2 separate regions of the Mus musculus genome follow, and region 1 is linked to region 2. The links are chromatin loops, found by intact Hi-C in ENCODE. Cell type or tissue: left cerebral cortex. All regions are shown on one strand.

The links. A loop is a pair of places that touch in the nucleus more often than their neighbours do. Peaks named below come from ENCODE experiments on the same cell type or tissue, not always from the same donor. Only the 100,000 strongest peaks of a DNase experiment are listed, where the experiment ranks them.
Region 1: it touches region 2 in a loop (12-fold over the local background); 13 of 42 quality-filtered maps call a loop at or near these places.

Annotation. Positions count from the first base shown.
Region 1 is chr17:56,984,444-56,992,443 of GRCm38, reverse strand. It overlaps Clpp (caseinolytic mitochondrial matrix peptidase proteolytic subunit), which reads right to left and starts at 2,180. Exons shown (of 6, transcript NM_017393.2): 1 at 1,931-2,180; 2 at 1,767-1,838; 3 at 1,054-1,150. The coding sequence starts at 2,116. It overlaps Gm33509 (a long non-coding RNA gene), which reads left to right and starts at 2,521. Exons shown (of 2, transcript XR_385672.4): 1 at 2,521-2,735; 2 at 3,906-4,282. In left cerebral cortex, CTCF peaks have their summits at 3,059 (motif pointing right) and 3,718 (motif pointing left); DNase peaks (open chromatin) are centred at 2,172 and 2,448; H3K4me3 peaks cover 2,113 bases; H3K27ac peaks cover 1,404 bases.
Region 2 is chr17:57,244,257-57,252,256 of GRCm38, reverse strand. Gpr108 (G protein-coupled receptor 108) reads left to right here and starts at 4,568. Exons shown (of 17, transcript NM_030084.4): 1 at 4,568-4,746; 2 at 5,374-5,493; 3 at 6,912-6,962; 4 at 7,146-7,228; 5 at 7,889-8,000. The coding sequence starts at 4,621. Trip10 (thyroid hormone receptor interactor 10) reads right to left here and starts at 2,806. Exons shown (of 15, transcript NM_001242389.1): 1 at 2,686-2,806; 2 at 1,400-1,515; 3 at 1,246-1,302. The coding sequence starts at 2,709. In left cerebral cortex, CTCF peaks have their summits at 2,795, 3,774 (motif pointing left), 4,811, 5,378 and 1 weaker place; DNase peaks (open chromatin) are centred at 2,813, 3,775, 4,438, 5,297 and 2 more places; H3K4me3 peaks cover 4,237 bases; H3K27ac peaks cover 2,175 bases.

The DNA of each region.
Region 1 (8,000 bases), 260 kb after region 2:
CCACCAAACCTAACAAACTGAACTCAATTCCCAGGACCCACAGGACAGGCAGGAGCCCACATCACATGGACCCATACATATCAGGGAAAACCCACAGGTTGTCCTCTAATCTACACGCACACACACAGTGGAATGTACTCACCCATCCATATACACAGAAATAAATGTAACTTAATATTTTTCTTTTTTTTAACCAGTCTTTTCTTTTTCTTTTCTTTTCTTTTCTTTTTTCTTTTTTCCAAGACAGGGTTTCTCTGTGTAGCCTGACTGTCCTAGAACTCACTCTGTAGACCAGGCTGTCCTCGAACCCAGAAATCTGCCTGCCTCAGCCTCCCAAGTGCTGGGATTAAAGGCGTGTGCCACCACCGCCTGGCTTAATATTTTTCTTAAAAATGAACTATTTCTTCAGAGTTTGGTGGTTCAGCTAAACTAAATCCCTAAGGTGAGAGGACTGCAGAGGATCTGGGCTATCTCTGTCTCAAAACAGGCTTTGTTTGTTTGTTTTAATTCAGCTACTCTCGAAGCAAGGGAGACTGCTCAGTTGCTAAAATGTATGTGGACTCAAGTTCAGATCCCCAGTCCCCACAAAGTAGGCATGGCAGCACACACTTGTAATTCTAGCACTAGGGAGGTGGAGGCAGAAGGACCCTCAGGCTCATTGACCCGGTATACTAGCATATTTGGAAAGTTCCAGGCCAGTGAGAGACCGTCTTAGAGTGATTTTTTTCTCTCTCTCTCTTTTTGTTTTTTTTTGTTTTTTTTCGAGAAAGGGTTTCTTTCTTTCTTTCTTACTTTTTTTTGTTTGTTTGTTTTTCGAGATAAGAGTTCTTCTCTGTGTAGCTCTGGCTATCCTGGAACTCACTCTGTAGACCAGGCTGGTCTCGAATTCAGAAATCAGCCTGCCTCTGCCTCCCAAGTGCAGGAATTAAATGTGTGCACTACCATACCCTGCTTTGAGCGATTTTAAATTTTAGATTCTGTAGGAGGCACAAGGCTGCATGTCTTCCCCAAAGGGGCTATCTCTGACCCCACAACCAGGCTGTCCTGGCTTACCTGGGCTGTTGATATACATATGAATGGGCTTCTTGTTGCTTTCAGACTGTAAGAACAACAGCTGGGCAATGACCAGACTGGCCACACTGTCGTCAATCTGCAGGTGGGGAGAGCAGAGGTATCCTCAGGTTGAAGGTGGGATGGATAGAGGCTTAAGGAGTTGAGGCCCTGGGAACCAGGAATTTCCAGCACAGGAAGAGATGGCTGGGGAAGCCCCAGATAGTGGAAGACCCTAAGCTGGGGACAAGACTGGGACGGAGTGCTCTCCTAGCAGGCAAAAGGCCCTGGGTTTAAGCACTGCCTACACCTGGTCTGGTTTAGGAACCTCATCCCTCCCTCAAATGTCCTGTCAGCTACATGGGGAGTTCAAGGCCAGCCTGGGACCCTGACTCAGAAGACCAAAGGATAAACTGAAACAAAGAATGGCTGACAACAGCAGACTATGGTAAGAATGCACATTTTACATTCCAACGTTTGGGAAGCTATGGCAGGACGATGGAAAGGTAGGGGCTAGCCTGTACTACAAAGCAAAAATTTTGCTCAAGTTTTTTTTTTTTTTTTTTAAAGAATGTTTAAGGTCAGGGTCTAGGGCCTAGGGTCTAGGAGGTCACCAAGGATGAGGGGGAAGAGGGGGTTATATGACACAGAGCTTGACAAAGGATAAATGTTGGTGAGACAACAAGGTGTGCCCGGGAAGGACCGGGGTCGCTCACCGGGCCCATGACGCACACGATGCGTTCCCGCAACAGCCTCGAGTATATGTCATAAGCGCGCTCGCCTCGACCCTTCGTGGGAAAAGAAGATGTGAAAGGTCATCCTCCCTTGCACGCCGACCGACTACAAGCCTCCGCGCCATGTCCCCATCAGGTCACCGTACCGTCTGCTCCACCACTATGGGGATGAGCGGGAAAGCTCGCGTCGCAGTTCCATGCAGGCTCCTCCGCAGGGGTGAGCAGCTCACAGCAGTCCATGGCGGGGAGAAATGCACGGCAAGGCGAGACAACAGAGCGCGACATCCGTCCACAGCCACCCGGGCCTCCCCCAGCAGCACTCTGGGCCACATGACGACGCGCACTCCGGCTTGGCTTCCGGAACTACAACACCCGGCGTGCTTTGCGGGAGTCACTGGCTCATCCACTTCCGAGAACAGAATAAGCGGAACTGAAGAAGGCGGGGATAAGTCTGTGGGTGGGGTCCTCGTTAGAGGTAGGCGTTCGAATAAATAAGAAAAACCCGCGTATTAGTCCCATGGAAGTTCTCGGACGAGGTTGCGCTGTTCCCGGTGCCCACGCGGGAAGAAGCTCACGGAGGTGCTCACCAAAGGGTGAGAAGAGGCTTAGGGGACGCACCAGCCCACCACCATCGTCCCGCAGCAATCAGGTCCACGTGCTGGCCTGTAACCAATTGATCTTCCAGAACTACAATTCCCAGCTGCTTTGCGACCCCTGACTCCCGTATAGGCTCGCTAGAGAAAGGAGGAGAGTGTCTCTGGGACAGGACTTAGACCAGGAATCGCCAGGGGATTTATTGAACAATGTAGTTTAGGGCATTGTGAACACTGAGATAGGAGAGGAGGCCTGGATCTTGCCACAAGTTCTGGACGTTCGCTACACCTGTATTCGTTTTCAGAGGGCGTCCAGCTTTCTAGAAGCGTTCCTTTTTTGTCCAAGTAAAACTGGAGGGTAGGTAGACAGTGCCTACTGTCCATGTGCATGGTCCTATACCTTGAGAAATACTGTGCCCGCCATCTCGATCTGTCGCCGTAAGACCAAGATTCTGGGAGCTCCCCCCACCGCCATACCTGCCTCGTCTGTGCCTACGTTGCAGCTGGAGGCTCTTGGAAGAGGTGAAACTGAGCCATTGAACCTGCGACAGTCAGGCAATCACCTCTGCATTCATCTTCTTTGTCTTCCCTGCAACTCTTTTAAAAAAATAATATAGATATAGATATTTAGATATAGATTTATTTATTATTATTCATAAGTACACTGTAGCTGTCTTCAGATGCACCAGAAGAGGGCGTCAGATCTCATTAAGGGTGGTTGTAAGCCACCATGTGGTTGCTGGGATTTGAACTTAGGACCTTGGGAAGAGCAGTCAGTGCAACTCTTTTTAGCAGCCACACTTTTTCCCACGTGTCACTCCCCTCTGCCCTGTGCTAGGCTCCTTTACAATACATCTGTATCGGGCTGAGACATCATGCTCTGCTACCACCTCAGGCACATTCTGGAACTTTCTTAATTGTCGCCTGATGTAAGCATTACTTAAAGCGGTTGCCATGTTCCCTGAGGAAGATACACTTGCGTAACTGGAGACTTGTACCTTTAAATTGCATAAAAGCCAGACATGACCATCAAAAGCCAGAGATGTTTTTCCCTAGAGCTCTCCAAACGACACAGGCTCTTGTCATTACTCTGGGTTGCTCACCATAATTAGATGACAAGACTCAGTTGCTGAAGACACCAGTCACTTTGGTGTCTTCATGGGTCATGCAGAAACCAAACTGGAATTGACCTGGAGATTTCCTCCCAGCTGATTCAATTTCATAGTACCAGAAGGTAACATTTGGTCTGGATAAGACCACTTATGACAAAAGTCATAAGTGGTCTTATCCAGGGGTGGACCTCGAGTGCTGCAACTCCATCTGGTGGCAAGATGTGGCTGCTGGTGCACTGGTGGCATGAGAGCTATGGTGAACTCAAGGCTGCTCTGCAGGAGGGGACCACGCTCAGTGCTATAACCTGACTAGAGCCCACACTCCAAGGTTACACAACAAGGAGAGAAACTTGCCTTCCGTTGCTCTGCCAAATGGTTGTGCTGTGAAACTGCCTTCTGAATATTTGTCCCCATAGATTGCCGCTCTGGGCCCTCGTCAGAGATGCTTCACTTTGCAGCAGGAAGCGGGAAATTCAGAGGCTCTCAAGTCCGAATGCAGAGGAAGAACTGGCTACGAGTGCTTGCTCTAAGAGGGGCAAGAGCTGTGAAAGGTTGTCTAATGGATGTCTGGTGGCCATCATCCTTGTGACCTCACAGCAGCTGGACAAGATCAACCCAGCTAGATCAGCCAGTGTCCCAGCAGGCAGCAGTTCCTGGACTCCATGTGTTACAGAAAAGGGACATGAAGGTGGGAGGAGGCTGTGCCAGGAGTGTTGGGAGGAAGAGCAATAATTCTGAGTAAACACTTGGTATAAATGTGTGAAATTGTTAAAGAATAAAAGATAAAAATAGCCGGGCGTGGTGGCGCATGCCTTTAATCCCAGCACTTGAGAGGCAGAGGCAGGCGGATTTCTGAGTTCAAGGCCAGCCTGGTCTACAAAGTGAGTTCCAGGACAGCCAGGACTATACAGAGAAACCCTGTCTCACCCCCCCCCAAAAAAATAAAGAAATAGTCCAGATGTGGTAGTGTACACCTTTAATCCCAGCACTCAGGGAAACCCTGCCTTGAAAAACCAAGGAATAAATAAATAAGCCGTTAAAAGAAAAACAAGCCAGGGCATAGTGGTACATACCATTTTTTTTTCTAGATTGTGTGTGTGTGTGTGTGTGTGTGTGTGTGTGTGTAGCCCTGGCTGTTCTAGAATTTGCTCTATAGAAGACTAGGCTGGCCTCAAACTCAGAGATCTGCCTGCCTCTGCCTCCCAAATACTAGGATTAAAAGGTATGCACCACCACGCCCCACTCTGCAGTGTACCTCTTTAATCCCAGCACTCAGGAAGCAGAGACAGGAGGATCTTGTCTCTGTTTGATGCCAGCCTGATCTATATTGGGAGTCCCAGAGCAGCCAAGGCTACATAGAGAGAACATGTACCAAAAAAATCAAGCAAGCAAACAACCCCCCCCCCAATGACAAGTATTTTGTTGATTTTGAAGGTTTGTTGTTATTTTTAATTGTGGAAGTGTGAATGTAAAGGTGCTGCAAGGGGCCGGAAGGAGATGTCAGATCTCCTGGAGCAGAAGGTACAAAAGGTTGTGAGCTGCCTTATGTGGGTTCTGGGAGTCAAAAACCCAGGTCCAAACAAGAATAGCAAGCGCTCTAAGCTGTTGTGCCTCTCACTCTATGCTCAGGTTAGCCTGGAATTCATGGCGATCTTCCTGCCTCAGCCTCAGGACTACTGAGGCTGCAGCACCAAGCTAGGCTCACTGCTAATAGGTCTATTCCTTTTTCACATAAGTGCCTTTGTCTGTCCGGCAATTGGATCTTTCTAGAATGCAGTAACTATCTTTTCCTTGAAATCCTCTCCTCCTCCTCCTCCTCCTCCTCCTTTAAAGAATTATTTATTTTATATATGTGAGTACACGATAGCTGTCTTCAGACACACCAGAAGAGGGCATCAGATCTCATTATCCCATTACAGATGGTTGTGAGCCACCATGTGGTTGCTGGGAATTGAACTCAGGACCTCTGGAAGAGCAATCAGTACTCTTTTTTTTTTTTTAAATATTTATTTATTTATTATATGTGAGTACACTGTAGCTGTCCTCAGACACTCCAGAAGAGGGAGTCAGATCTCGTTATGGATGGTTGTGAGCCACCATGTGGTTGCTGGGATTTGAACTCCTGACCTTCAGAAGAGCAGTCGGGTGCTCTTACCCACTGAGCCATCTCACCAGCCCGCAATCAGTACTCTTAACCACTGAGCCCTTTCTCCAGCCCTTGAAATCCATTTCAACCAAGTTGAAGTTCTGGGGAGGGGGTTCTGGAAAGGAGTTGGAGTCTGCTTTCTATTCTTCAAAGAGTTATACAATTTCCTCATTTGGTGATTTTTGTCTATTTGGGACAGGGTCTCTAGGACAGGCTGGCCTGGAACTTCCTATGTTGCCAAGGCTGGCCTCCTTTTGGGGGGTTGGGTTGGCAGACATGAGCCACCATGGCCTTTCCTTTGAATGTAGTATTTAAGCTAATTAAGCTTATGACAGTGTAGTTTACACAGAGAGTACCCAGGGAAAAGATGTGATCAACCTTAAGGAACACAGGCCAAGACTACTGAAACCAGATTCAAATCTACAGATGTCAGCTGTGCCAACTTACTGGTTTTGAAAGTGGAGTTATGTAACATGACACTAGTGGGGCATTGGCTCATCCTTGTCCTGTGGGAATCAATTCTCCGGGCAAGACAGCCACCGCTGCTGTGAGAATCTCAGCCCACTATGCTGGCTCAGACCTGTCATCCCAGCACTAAGGAGGTGGAGACAGGAGGATCAGTAGTTCAGGGACAGCCTTAGCTACTTGATAGCCTGGATAATAGGATAATGAGAAGCAGAAGCAAAGAAAGAGAAAGAGAGGAAGAAAGAAGGTTGCCTGGACTTCTCCCTAGGAGATGTGAATAGATGTCACTTATCTTGGATAGCACACCTGGAAGCCTTCCCACCCAAGTCTGGCTTGGTGATTAAAGAGTTTATTAGGTGAGTTACAGGATGATCACCTCCCAAGGCATGGGAGGTGGAGGCCCCCACCCACATCTCGGTTGTTGCTATTTGATGCCCCTTGTACTCAGAGACCACGTTCAGTGAAGGTATCAGACCAACAACAATGGGCAGAATGTTATACAACTGTAGCAGTGCAGGAGGGAAGGCTGTGGCAACTTCAGATGGTTTATGACTCTCTCTCCATCCCCTTTTGTTAAAGGACTCTCTCTCTTTTTTTGAGACAAGTTTCTCTGTAGCCCTGGCTGTCCTGGAACTCACTCTGTAGACCAGACTGGCCCGAAACTCAGAGAGCTGCCTCCTGAGTGCTGGGATTAAAGTTGTCCATAGCCACACCCAGCCTTGCAGGTCTCTCTTTGGTTTATTTTTTATTTATTTATTTATTTATTTATTTATTTAGAGACAGGTCTCTTATCCTCCAGGCTGGCCTGCTACTGGCTCCATTGCCAAGGATGACCTGATGATGCCGCCCATTGTCAGGTGTGTGCTGTTACACTGTGTCCATTACCTTCCAAGATGAATCAAGTCTGTGACTCACTTGGAGAACACAGGAGTGGGTGAGAGGCCTGGGGGGGGGGGGGATCCAAGGACCTGAGTTCGATCCCTGGTACCCACAGGTGGAAGAAAGAACCAATTCTCTTGGGCTGTCCTTTGACCTCTCACATGCACATAATGAATAAGTAACTGTAAAGGATAGAAGAGAAAGGAAGAGAACCTAGGCACCACAGACATGGACACAGCACATCTCCTCAGTTGGTGTAGCCGAGGATGACCTTGGGTTCCCGATCCTCCGGCCTCCACCTGCAGAGTGTTAGAACAGATGTGTACTGGCACACCTGGAACTAGCTGGGATTTCTGGAAGATGGCCAAGGCCAAAGGTTCTAGTTGTGTTGGACTGATCTCAGTGGAACTGCCTGCATTACTGGAGGAACAAATGGCGGCTCTTAGAGAGGGCCTGGAAATCTGAACCCGCATGGAGAAAGCAGCTTACCACTTCCTGTAACGTTAACTCCAGCAAATCAGATGCCCCTCCTGGACTCTGAGGGTGCGACGTTCATGTGCACACACAAAGGCACATGCGCACATGTAATAGTTTTAGGAACCCATTTTTTAAAAGATAAATTAGAGAGAGCGGGAGGGAGGAAGAGAGAGAGAGAGAGGGAGGGAGAGAGAGAGAGAGAGAGAGAGAGAGAGAGAGAGAGAGAGAGAGAGAGAGAGGGCTTATTGGGCCTTCTGGCCCATGCCTGTCTTTCCAGCACTTGGGAAGCAAAGACAAGGAGATGGGGAACTCAAAGGCATCTCGGGGAGATGGCTCAGGAAGGGAAGTACCTGCCCTGAGGGTTCTCTTTTAAGCTCCAGCATCCATGTGAGTGCAGGTCTCAGCGCCTGCACCCACCCCCACCCCTCACCCCCTGCCCACTTCCTGGAGGCAGAGACAGAGGCTCCCTGGGCTCTCTGCTGCCCTTCTATCAGGTTCAGTGATAGACCCTGCCTCCAAAAGCATGATGGAGAGGCTAAAGAAA
Region 2 (8,000 bases):
AGATCTATCCCAGCACCCTGGAGGCTGAGGCAGGGAGATCAGGAGTTTGTGGTCACCCTGGGCTACAGAGTGAGTTTGAGGCCAGCTTGGGCTACATGAGACCACACGCACTCACACACTCTCTCTCTCTCTCTCTCTCTCTCTCTCTCTCTCTCTCTCTCTCACACACACACACACACACACACACACACACACACACAGTTTTTTCCAATCCTCGGAAACCCTGAAACAGCATTCACATCAAGCCACCAATGAAACTAGATATACCAAATAAACAACTACCTTAATTTCTGGAGCTTTTTGGAGTAAAACTTTTATTTGTGTATTTGTTCAAAATACAGTCTCACTAAGTGGCCCAACGTGGTCCAGAACTCACAATCTTCCAATCAAGAGTGCTGGGACAGTAGACATTTGCCACCATACCCAGCTCACCTTTTAGATTTTAAAGGGAAGGGTTTAGAATGAAGGTTAAAGTTTCTGGAAGTAACTACAGGCTGGCTACCAGTTTGTTTGTTTGTTTGTTTAGAATTTTGAGACAGGGTGGCATGTAGCCTAGACTACCCTCAAACTAACTACATAGCTGAGGCTAGCCTTGAACCAACCCAAGGGGGCTAGGATGACAGGCATGCACCAACGCGCCCAGCTTTGTCCACTGCTTTTAGACACAAAAAGTCAGTTCTTCGAACACACAAGATAGAGTAGTAAGTTCTGCCATCAGACCCATTTCACAGATGAGAACAGAGGCAATCAAAGTCACTGATACATTAAAGCTCTTGGGTTAAGAGACCAGTCCTGGCTAAAGGGAGTAACAGGACAACCAAAACCTTATCTCAAAGATAAAAACTCGGGTTGGTGACGTGGTATAAGGGGTAAAGGTGCCTGTGGCTAAACACCAGAGTCTGATCCCTGGGATCCACATGGTGAGAGGCAAGAACTGACTCCTTCAAACTGTCCTCTGACTTCCAGAGGACTTGCGTTCTGTGGATAAGTGGGTGCATCTCGCTCTCCAAAATATATAAAGAATAAGAAGCCCCCAAATAACTCAGCTACAGCACAGTGAGGGGAAAATAGAAGCTGAGAATTTACAAACCAAAAAGGGCTCCCTGCTGGAAGCGAGTAAATTCCACCTTAGGACATCCAGACTAACAGGAGGTGGGACTGGAAGTGTGAGGTAGAGTGGCCTCTAAGAAGGTGAGAGACCTGCGCCTCCAGCCCCTCCCTCGCCCCTCCCCCTCCCATTCTTACTTGACTTCAGGGTCATCTTTGGTAGGTCTCTTGGGAAGATACTTTTTCACCAGGCTCCTAAAGGTTGGGACAGAGGCAGGGAGGCTAAGAACGCGGACCTCCTGCGGTCTCCCCTTGGAGTCCCAGAGCAGCGAGCACCCACCCTCATGCTCACCGGAGTTGCTTAGCATAAGCCTGCTCCACCTCCGCGCGTTCTTTCACGAACTTCACGTATTTGTCCAACAAATCCAGCCCCCACTGCGTGTGGCGTTCCAGCACCTCAAACTGATCCTGATTGCAGGAGCGCGATTGGGGAACGTTAGGGTCACCTGGGTAGGAGGCACCGAAATCCCAGCGACCCGGAACAGCGGAGGTGGGGTGGGGTGGACAATCTCTCGGGGCTTAGCGGTTCCAGCAAGGGCTGGCTGGCTTCCCCAGGCGCCGCCCCGGCGTGGCGCAGGGGAGGCAGGAAGCTGGCGGGAACCCCCATGTCCTCCTCCAGGGAAGGGCCTGGACAACACGGCCAGGGCCCCAAACCAGACAGCAGGGTCTCTCGGAATCGGGGTGGCCAGCAAGGGTGTGGAAGGAGGCTAAACCACGCCAGTTCCCTCACCCCTCCTCTAATCCCCTCCAAATTCCAAAAAATCAAGAGGGCTTGGCACAAAAATCAGGCACAGAAGGGATGAGTTCGTGCAGCTCAAAGTGCGTGGAAGCAGGGTCGGGGGGCCTCTATGGCCAAATTTCCCCACTCGCCAAGATCCCCCGGGATCCTCAGTTGAGTGACTCAGTTTCCCCTGCTTCTGTGATGCCTCCACTATAGTGGCTCACCCCCACTACATCCTAAGATTGCACCGCCTCCAGAAAGAGGAGGGGTCAATAGTCCGACAAGGATTCAGGGAAACTTCTAGGGCTTCCTGGGTGAGGTTAAGAGGCGGGTAAGGGGTGGCTCCGCCCAGCGCCCGGGGCCGAGTCCTATAGCCCCTTCCCCTCCCCCTCAGCGTTCCAATTGTAAGCGGGGAAGGAACCCGGTAAGGCCCCACGTGGGACAGAAGGTGACCAAAGGGTCCCCTCCCCCTCCCAGCCGGACAGGCGGGCGACGGGCAGGGACCCAGGGGCCGTAAGATTAGCCTCCAAGCCAGGCCAGGGCGCTCAAAATAGGTGACCTCACCCAGCTGTCCCCCCTCCCTGGCCTGGTCCAGGGACTTCTTCAGATGGTCTTCCTCTCAACTCTGTGCCTCAGTTTCCCTATGCGGGTCCTGGGCAAAGTATCCCTACGTCCTCGGGGCGTCTTGAAAGTCCCAAAGGAACTTTTGAGTGAGTGCGGAGGGCAGAGGGCGGGGACCCAAGGGATCAGCTGCAAGGGAAAGCGTGGAGTCCGGGCTAAGGTACTTCGGGGACAAAGAGCGGAGAAGCCAGGACCCCAGCAAGGGAGAACCGTGGGAACTGGGGAAAAAGACTCACCCACAACTCGGTACCCCAATCCATGCTGCTCTTGCCGCCCAGGACGCCACCGCCTCCTGCCCGGGTCTCCGCCGCCCTCCACCGGAGACTCAGCCCCAGGGCAGTGTGCCCAACCTCGCCCCGCCCCGCCGCCAGGCCACGCCCACCAGCCTAGATTACAACGCCCCTTCGTGCCTTTCCACGCCTCTACTCTGCCGAGCCCCCAGCGGGGGGCTCTGAGGGCGGAGTCCAGATGATGCCCCGCCCCCCATTAAAGGGCCATGCGCCACCTCAAAGTACGCCTCGATTAATTTTCAAAATTTGTACCCCATATTTCTCTCCTCTGCCATCCCAAACTATTCATCCTTTCCTTTCAACTTCGCATTTTTTTTATAAAGGGTCAAGAGATCAAAACCCCAAATCCAAGCAGTCTTTCCCACGTGTCCCCACTCCATGGCAGGGAAAATCTGTGGTTGGTCATTAGGCTCTTGCGGGGACCTACTCGGCTCCAGAAATCTCCATTTCGTCTCACTAATAGTCTGTTTCCCTCCGGCCACAGAGATGGGATGACTTCGATCTTGCCCAGGATGCACATCCAGCCAAGGCCAGGTCCATTAGCACCCCCCAACACCACCGCATCCTGACTTCTCTTCCTTCCCGCCAGAGTCTCCTCTGAGAAACAGAGGACAGGTTGTCCTTTGGGCACCGTTCTGGGCTAGGCACACACTCACACACACACACACACACACGCATGCACGCACAGCACCGCGCACTTGCACTTGACTACACATTTTCCAGCCTCATTCAGTATGTAAGGCCCAAATCAGAACTGCCTCTAGATTCTGGGACCCTGGGGCTTAGGATTTCGGGTCCTCCCAATCATAAAAGTCCTTTCACGCCTTGTAAACCCCCTTAAGGCTCCCGGATAAAAGGGAAGAGGCCCTGTTGGCTCCCACCCCACTCTCCCTGGCTGTAGGTGCTTTCTCCGCCGCTACGCAAGTGTCAAAACACCATTGTGTTGCAGCTAGAAGAGCAGTCTAGACTTCTGAGGAAAGACGCCCTGGAGCCAGTGCTGGAACTGAGGCTCCAATAGGCCTTGGCCCCACCTGCTGGTGGCTTGTGGGCTAAGCTCTGAGATGTAAAGTGGGGTAGAGGGATGGTGGAGGAGGGTGGAGAAGGACTCAGAGTCCCAGTGACGAAAAAGGTATCACACTACGGTGGGAAGCTTCGCGCCAGGGTCAGCAATCTAATTAAGAGTTGCAAGCTACAACTAGGATCCAGCAGCTGGGACTCTTCCAGATCTGAGGACTCAGTAGGAATTGAGGAGCCTATGTTTCAGTTTGAAGTAGGGAACTCAGCTGCTGCAAGGTTACGCCTAGGGCGGAGTCTTCAGGTAGGACCTACAGCGGCATTCAGCCGAGGATTAGAGATCAGCATAGTGCGAAGAATTTTAGGCTTTTCGGTGGCCCAGCAAAGTTGAAACAAGGTAAGCTCATAGACGCGTACGTTGACTAAGTCTCCACTTCTGGCCGGGAGCAGGGTATCGGGGAAGTGAGGGGTGGGAGAGGAAGTGCGTCCTTGGGAATACTGGGAAATGTAGTTTATGCATGCTTCGTTGCACGGATCTGCTCCCTCTATATTCTGGGTAATGTAGTCTTGGACCGTTAAGAGTTGCTGAAGGAATTCCGCTTTAAGGGACGGATATGGGTTCCTGGATCATTGGTGAATCGTCCTGTTCCTCAAACTACATCCGGGACAATCTGTTTAGCGATTGGAGAGTATGAAAGCCGGGGCTGAAAAGGATAAGCACGCCCATTTGGGAGGCCTTCTGACAATCAAAAGAATCTCAGTTGCTAATTGGGTGACTAGACCACGTCGTGCGACTATTGGCTGAAAAGTGGGTAGGCCTTATCAGGCGTCAGAGGCTGTGTTCGGGGGGCAGTCGCAGCCCCAGAGATGGCAGTGAGCGAGAGGAGGGGGCTCAGCGGCGAGAGCCCAACGCAGTGCCGATGGGGATACTTGTCGCTGCTGGTGCTGACGCTGAGCGGCTGCTCAGGCCGTATCCACCGGCTGACTCTCACAGTGAGCCCCGCAGGCTTGGCCTCGTTGTCTCCCCCCATAGCTCCGCCGGTGGATGGAGCAGCCGCACCCCCCACTGCAGGCCGCTAGTGGTCTCGTCCCGGGGTCTCCCCGCCCGGTGCTCGTAATGGGTTGGCCTGGCTTAGAGGGCGGGGCTTCATCTCCTGGGACCCCTGACTCCTGGCGCTTAAACTTTCAGGGAACACTTGGTAACAACCATAGGACCTGGGAGGAAGGGGTACCACCTGGTAGGATCTTCCTGGAATTCACTTAGGGGAGTGACAGGAGACTACTTTCAAAATTTAGCCCAGATAGAATCGAAAACTTTTCTGGAAAGTCGAAACTAGTCACACCAGCCTATGTAGCCCGCTCTCGGGGTGGTGCACGTCTATATGGGGACTGTCATGGGGTTGCCAGGGTTTCACCCCATGGACACACAACCCCACCCTCTAGCTGCCTCGGACTGAAGTAGGAAAATGTCACCAGCACCAATACGATGTACCCAGGAAGGCTTTCTCACATGCTCCTGTCCTGAATAAAAATGTATAGAGACGCTCAGGGAAACACGCCGTCGTGCTGGACTTGGTGGGGAGAGTGCCCTTGTGCCACTGTGTCTTTGGTTTCCTGCAGGGGGAGAAGCGAGCTGACATCCAACTGAACAGCTTCGGATTCTACACCAATGGTTCCCTGGAAGTAGAGCTGAGCTTACTGCGACTCAGCCTCCAGGAGACAGAAAAGAAGTTGCCAAAGGTGAGGGGGCTCATGGGAGGACTCAGTGTGCAAGTTCTGGGATTCTGTCTTAGCTCTGTCCCTCACCGGTGTGATCTGTGGCCAGTCTCATAGCCTTCCCCACCTGTCACCTAAGAATGAATACAGTGTCTCATGCAGTCTGGGTTTGAGGGTACAGATTTGTCATCTTAGTGTCCCTGCTGGCTTAGGCAGGAGGATCAGAAATTAGCCAGCCAGTATATATGTAACATATATGCATGTATATAATGCATTTTAATCATACACGCTTCTCCCCCTAACTCCTCCAAAATCCATTCCCACCTTCCCAAACTCCTCCCAATCTCATGTCCTTTAAAAAAAAAAAAAAAAAAAAAAAAGATATGGCCTCACTATGTAGCCCCAGATAGCCAGGAACTCTGTGTAGACCAGGCTGGCCACAGACTCAGAGATCTGCCAACCTCTGTCTCCCAAGTGCTGGGATCTAAGGCCGGTGCTCTTGTTTGTTTGTTTGTTTGTTTCTCCTGGGGCCACACCCTCACTCACTCAGCATCTATCAGCTAGCTGTCCACAGCTCCCCAGTTAGGTGTAGGGGTTCAAACACCCCTCTTCCCTCCATGCTGGAATGTTGACTGACTCGATCCTGTGTGGGCAACCACAGCTGCTGTGAGTTCATAAGCAACAGTCTGCTGTGTTCAGAGGACAATGTTCCCCTCTTGCCCTCCTCAGCCTCTGCCTTTACAGTCTTGACTCTTCCTCTTCCTCTTTCTCTTCCTTTTCCTCCTCCTCCTCCTCCTCCTCCTCAGTTTCATTCCCTGAGCCTTGGGTGAAGAGGTGTGATATAAATGACCCATTGGGAGTGGCCTTGTGGTTTTTTTGGCAGAGAGGTAATGTTCAAGACAGGGTCTTGGAACTCAATATGTAGACCTTGAGCTCACAGATCCACCGTCACAGTGCTGGGATTAAAAGGCGTGCACTCCTGCGCCTGGCAAGCAGCCTCTCCTGACAGCTTCTCTTATGACAGGGTCTCATATAGTTAGTCTCAAAGTCAAGCCCCTTCTGCCTCAAGTCCAGAGCCCTTGGAATTGCAAGCGTGCTCTGTTCTGCCCAGCACCATTAACCTTTTAGGTGGGTCAAACCAATCAGGAAGTGCATTCTGCATGAGCGTTGTGGGTCCAGGATGGGGCAGGACATTGAGAAGCTAGCACATAGTGGGTGTTCAGTACCTGTGAGATGAGCCAGTAGCGGTGCTGCATGCTGAGGCAGCAGTAGGGTTGCTGCAAGTTTGAAAGTTCAACTCCAACCTGGACAATATGGTGAGTACCTTACCACCCAGGGCGACCTGGCTAGTCCCTGTCTTGGAGCAGAGCAGAACGAGGCTTCGTTTCTTCTGCTGCTGAGGACAGTTTGGGAGCCCTTCCCTTCTCCTCTTTTTCCATCAGGTGGGGTTCAGCTTGAGCAGAGTTCGGTCTGGCAGTGTCCGCTCCTACTCGGTGAGTGGAGAGCATCGGGAGGGATGAGGGAGAATGGGCGTGGTGTTGGGGGCCTCTCTTCTCCGTGGTACGCTTACAGCCAAGGAGGGGCAGGGAGAAGCTGTGGGTGGATGGGGAAGCACACTGAACAAGGCTGGATCCATGGGCCCGCTGTAACCCCGGCCCCCTCTGTCCACTCCCCAGAGACGGAACTCCCATGAATGCCCTCTGGATAGAAACAGCAGCAACTTCCTGGTCCTGTTCCTCATCAATATCAAGGACCTGCAGTGAGTTGGGGTGGGGCAGCCCTAGGGAGAAAGCGAGTCACTTGCTACATGGTACATCATGGGTGTGGGGTGTGTGTGTGTGTGTGTGTGTGTGTGTGTGTGTACATGCTGCTGGAAATTGAACCCACTGCCTTAGAAATTATAGGCAAGTACCATACCACAGCCACACCACCATCCTCTCACTAGGGGACTCTAAGGGGGGTGGGGGCAGTGGAAACCTCCATCCCTGAGCCACACTCCCAGCCCCTCACAGGGGGGGTTTCAAGTACCCCCTGAGAAACCCCCAGCCCTCTTTGTACTTTTTAAGACAAGGTCTCAATAAGTTTTACCGGTTTGGGCCTTGAGTCCACTCTGTAGCCCAGGCTGACATTGAACCTGCAGTCCTCCTGCCTCAGCCTCCCGAGAATCTTGACTCACAGGCCTTCCCTCTGTAGACCGGGCCATGTGATCTTTTAAATTGGTGCTGAAATGGCCCATCCCAGTGATCTGATAGTTGCTATTACAGGCAGCCATGAGTGTGTGAGCTACTGTGATAGGCAATGGCCAGGTGCTGAGAGTTGGTGACCAGTGGCTCAGAGCAATGAACCAACCCCTTAAGAAGGGCATCCGTACACATTCTATACCTGACCTCCCCCTTCCTGATTCCTCCCCTCACCCCAGGGTCCAAGTCCGAAAATATGGGGAGCAGAAGTTGTTCATCTCCCCTGGCCTTCTCCCTGAAGCTCCCACCCAGTCAGGTCCCCCGAAACCAGACCCAGCAGGCACCCCCAAG